Linked DNA regions of Homo sapiens: region 1 is linked to region 2. A link is an interaction called in ENCODE POLR2A ChIA-PET data of the cell type or tissue named here. Cell type or tissue: endothelial cell of umbilical vein. All regions are shown on one strand. Region 1 overlaps RARRES1 (retinoic acid receptor responder 1). Region 2 overlaps GFM1 (G elongation factor mitochondrial 1).

Region 1 (2,500 bases), 51 kb after region 2:
CTGGAATCCTAGTATTTGTTTTAAGCTCTGCCTCTTCTTTGCCTCGCTGAAGACTGCCATGATTTCCTTCAGAAATGCCTGAAGGAAAGGAGGCATTTCCTTCCCCAGAGGGCCTGGATAAATCAGAAATCAACTGCATTTTCTATGATTCTTCTTGGCAATAGTCAGTAGGTTTCCCTCGTCTCTCACAGTGTACCCACGAATGTTCAAAGCAAACATCTGAGGCACAAGCTGGAAAGTCAGAGAATTCATGAGAGAAAATTCAGTGTCTCTTTCTTAAGGGAACAGTTACTGGAGGTTCCAGTGATCAGTCTGGCATTGTCGCTTTGAGGGTGTGTTTAGCCTTGTTAGACCTTCATTTGGTGGCTGTCTTGACCTTGGAAGGACATGATTATCTATCCCAAGATGTCCCACACCAGCTGGATATTTGTCTCAGACTTTTGTGCTGTCTGCACTATTTTTCAAGTCTTGACTGTTTACCATGTATTTTTATAATTTAAAAATTGGTTTTAGGCTGGACATGGTGGCTCATGCCTGTAATCCCAGCACTTTGGGAGGCCAAAGTGGGAGGATCACTTGAGCCCAGGAGTTCGAGACCAGCATGGGCAATATTATTATTTTTTAATAGAGACCACCTCGTCTTTATTTAAAAAATAATAATAAGTGTGTGTGTGTGTGTGTGTGTATATATATATATATAAATTGGTTTTACTTATACACTTAAAATGTTTTTTTGAGAACAATGCCTTATTCTGCGTTTGAAAATGGCATTTCTGAAGGAAATCATGGCAGTCTCCATTGAGGCAAAAAAGAGGCAGAGCTTAAAACAAATGTTAGGATTCCAGCCCCATTTGACAGACTATTTTGGTAAAAGCACAAAGAGTGTTACCCATTTTTAAATACAAAATGTGAGTCGTGATAATGCTGGTAAAACCCTCTATCATTTGATTGAGAACTTCCTCAATAAAGTTATCGAAACATCCCCTTACATTTTTGTTTTTATAGATTCCTCCTCCTTTAGGAGGAACCACCTTTAAACCAAACCAAAAAGCACAGCTTATTTAAAAAAATGCAGAAGAGGACATTGCACATCCCAGCCTGGCAAAGGATGCCAAGATTGGACTGCCCTCCCCATGTCAAGCTCTGCCAAGAAGTCATTATTTTTAATATTATTCAGAAATTATCTTTTTGGCTTCAATTCAGATCATCACAAGTGCCAAATCTTGTAGCCCAAATGGATGATGATTTGTTGTTACATTTCCTGGTAACTCAGCACTTAATCTTGTTGCAGACAGACTGGAAGTGTTTTGTTTGTTCCCTTTTACTTGGTCATAACCCAACCCACCCCATGCCCCTCCACCCTGCTTCCCCCAAAAGGGAGCAAAGGATCTCTAACAGAACTAGGGTGGTTTTAGTAGAGAAGAATTAGATTTGTTAGTAATAGAAGTTATCAAAAGTAGATTTCAGCATAATAGATAAGGTAGATAGGATGGTTTCTATATGTAGCTTTGGCTAATGGAGACTTCTACTTAATGTGAAGATGAGCTGACTGATAGTGATGTGCTGCAGGTTAGATAGTTTGGGGTGCTTACAAACCTGGTACTGATTGATAAGAGTTAGAACAATACTCAGCTTGACGTTTCTCAATTCATATTAAAGGCTAAAGGTACGGGCTTATCCATTTTTTTCCCTAGCCAGCATATATCCCGTGTTCTTGGCACTGTCCTCATAGTATTGGGAATGACATCTATTCTTCAGTTCTAAGGAAAGAGTTGTGCCAGTAAGATGTGTCTTACTTTATATTTGCATTTCAGTCTTTCTTTTTTTTTTTTGCACACTCTTCCCTCAGGCCTTGTTCATTTGGGGCTGTGAGTTTATAAGCTTGTACTTCTTTACACAATTGCATTAAAAGGTGAAATTAGCCCTGAGTATCAAGATAGTAATTCCCAGAAAGTTTTTGGAAAAATTATAATCTTCATACTTTTTTTGAGCTACCTTGGGCCAAGAGCACCTCCAGTCACTTCCTGCCTCCGTGCCATACTGGCTTTCTCAGCCCTAGTGTCCTGTTGCTAGTCTCTCAGAACAGTATTTAGACCTTCTGCTCATAGTGTCTTTTTAAAAATCATTGCTTGTTGCTTGTGTTGCTTCTTTTGATGAAGGGTCACAGGAGACCTTAGTGGCCACTGAATAGCAGAATTTGAAAATCTTTGTGGATATGTGCATACTTTTCTTTAAAAGAACTCTAAGCTGAAATGCGTGTCAGCCTTGAAACCAAATATCCTAATTGCTCCAGGGATTTAAATTTGTATTAGTTTAACTTCAATCCGTTTGTGAGTCCTCATTTAATAGGCCCTAAGAGATGAAATGATTTGCCTTGGATGACTCAGCTGCATATTCAACTATTATTTATCTAACACCCAGACATCGCAGGGGGAAAAAAAAATCTAAAACTCTTAGTCAATGACCATTCTCCCTCTGCATTTGTTTTTGTTTGTTTTGT
Region 2 (2,500 bases):
GGGCTCAGCTATCCTACTATTTAATTTCCTGGCTAGCCCTCCATTATCTGTTCTTCCCCCTTCTGCTTTTGATCCAGTGTATCTGGGGATCTGATGGTAAAACAGTTATTCTGGAGTTCTTTTTGTTGCCTAAATGGGTTTGTGGCTTCCTGAGCTCCTTGAGTTACGTTGTCAGTCTGTTCCCAGCTGCTTTATATTTTCTGTTCTGACCTGATGGTAACACCCTTCTCAGTTCTCCAGTGTCTGCCACTGATTTTTTAAAATATTCATTTTGTCATTTCAAAGGGATTAGGGGAGAAGAAAAAAGGTAAACAAGTGTATTTTTATTTTTCAGGTCTAAACTAAATCATAATGCAGCGTTTATGCAGATACCCATGGGTTTGGAGGGTAATTTTAAAGGTATTGTAGATCTTATTGAGGAACGAGCCATCTATTTTGATGGAGACTTTGGGTAAGTGCTAAAAATACATTATTAAAATTTTAAATTTTAAAAAGCATTAAAAAGAAGGAAAGGATAAGTTCATCAAACGCAGAGTAACTATCTTTTTGAAATGCGACTGCAAGAATACTCTGAGATGGTTTTGTTTTAATACCTTTAATCCTAGTCGCTCCCCATTTTATTTAGTATTTATTCTGTGAGAGACTATGTTACTTTTTGGGTAATATACCCATATCACATTATGGCATGCATGGTGTGGTAGAAGGAGGCCTTCAGTTTGGGTTAGTAAATTTGGGTTAGTGAATGTATTGTATCTTTTTGCACTTGTTCATTTATTCATTCATTCTGTGGACTTTTATAGAGCAGCTGCCAGGTCTGGGGTATTGTGATAAAAATTAGGAAGAAAATAGAGATCATAAATATTTGCTCTTCCTGCTTTATAATTACATGGACAGAAAAGATTAATAAATTAAAACAGTTAAAATTGTACAAATGTGGTTTGGGAAATGCAAGAAATAAGTTGGTAACTTTTTGATGTGGTATTTGGTCCATCAGCTCTTGAGTGACCTTTACCTACAAAGTACTGTAATTGCCTGGTAGTTATCAAACCTTAGCGTTGTTCATAACAATCCCCTGGAGACTTTGTTAAAAGACATAGTCCTGGCTCTACCTCCAGAGATTCTGATCAGTAGATTGGGGTGGGGCCCGTAGTTTGCATTTCTGGAAGGTTTCCAGTTGATGCTGCTCTTACAGGTCTGCAGACCACACTTTGAGTGACACTGATCTAGACAATGTGAGGAGTCATAAATGATCCTTTGTTCTGAGGAGTGACCTCTGTAGCCTGGTCGTTTCTCCACAGGCACTTCCTGAGGGATTTCCTTCCTCTGCTATGGAATTGGGATCGCAGGTCTGGCAGGTGGGCGAATGGCATTGTGATCAGTGAACTATAGAATTTATCTTCATCAGCCATCTTGTAAGCAGGAAAAGGATGGAGTCTGTCCAGTGGATAAGGTGTTTCTCTCACTTTTTATGTAACAACTGAGTAATGACAACAAAGTTTACCTACCACTCCTTAGGATATAAGGCCCAGTAAGGCAGAGTTTTTGTTTTTCTTTTTTCCTACTTTATTCACTGCTATGTCCCAGCCCCTAGAACAACTAGTTACAACTAGGCAGTTGTAACTGCCTAGTACATAATAGGGACTCAAAAATATTTGTAAATGAATGAATAAATCCACTTTCCCAGAATTACCAAGGCACATATTTCTGTTGTCAGAAGTAGAGACTCTTAAACTTTGTTGTACATCAGAACCACAGATGCAGCATCTTAATGTACATGTCCCCTTCCCCAGCCCTAGTTTACTGTATGTGTATTTGGAAAGGAATCCACAGATGATTCTGACATGTGAAAGGCTAAGAAGCAGGGAGCTTGCCAGGAAGGTTGAAATTAAAATCTGAAAGTTGTGGGGAGTCTTAGAATATTAAGTGTTACTTTTTGTTGGAAATGGCTTCTTTTGTCTTTATTAAAGTTAGGAATGTGTTTTCTGAAAAGCTTACTTTTTGATATTAATTTCCATTTTTAAAGAAATAACTTGAGGCCAGGCGCAGTGGCTCACGCCTGTAATCCCAGCACTTTGGAAGGCCGAGGTGGGCAGATCACGAGGTCAGGAGATAGAGACCATCCTGGCTAACACGGTGAAACCCGTCTCCATTAAAAATACAAAAAATTAGCCGGGCGTGGTGGCGGGTGCCTGTAGTTCCAGCTACTCGGGAGGCTGAGGCAGGAGAATCTCTTGAACCTGGGAGGCAGAGCTTGCAGTGAGCCGAGATGGCACCACTGCACTCCAGCCTGGGTGACAGAGCGAGACTCCGTCTCAAAAAAAAAAAAAAAAAAAAAAAAAGAAATACCTTGAAAAATTTTCAGACTGCTTTTAAATATCATGTCAAGTATATCCATTTTGGCTTTGAACATTTTATTTGTAATTTTACCTGTTCAACCTCTGGTGTAATGGAGAACTGATGTCACAGATTGAAGAGTCTGTCATATTTAGTCACCGTTTTT

The links. ChIA-PET counts read pairs that join two places held together with the same protein. Peaks named below come from ENCODE experiments on the same cell type or tissue, not always from the same donor. Only the 100,000 strongest peaks of a DNase experiment are listed, where the experiment ranks them.
Region 1: POLR2A ChIA-PET joins it to region 2 with 11 read pairs; 6 of 35 experiments call an interaction of 5 or more read pairs at or near these places.

The regions. Positions count from the first base shown.
Region 1 is chr3:158,699,540-158,702,039 of GRCh38, forward strand. All of the region lies in intron 4 of RARRES1 (retinoic acid receptor responder 1), which reads right to left. Among named protein-coding and RNA genes, the nearest start is that of LXN, 28 kb to the left of the region's middle. In endothelial cell of umbilical vein, no CTCF peak of the experiment used is centred here; DNase peaks (open chromatin) are centred at 1,202 and 2,362; H3K27ac peaks cover 1,995 bases.
Region 2 is chr3:158,648,707-158,651,206 of GRCh38, forward strand. It overlaps GFM1 (G elongation factor mitochondrial 1), which reads left to right. Exons shown (of 18, transcript NM_024996.7): 5 at 335-451. Among named protein-coding and RNA genes, the nearest start is that of GFM1, 5.4 kb to the left of the region's middle. In endothelial cell of umbilical vein, no CTCF peak of the experiment used is centred here; a DNase peak (open chromatin) is centred at 1,355; H3K27ac peaks cover 1,957 bases.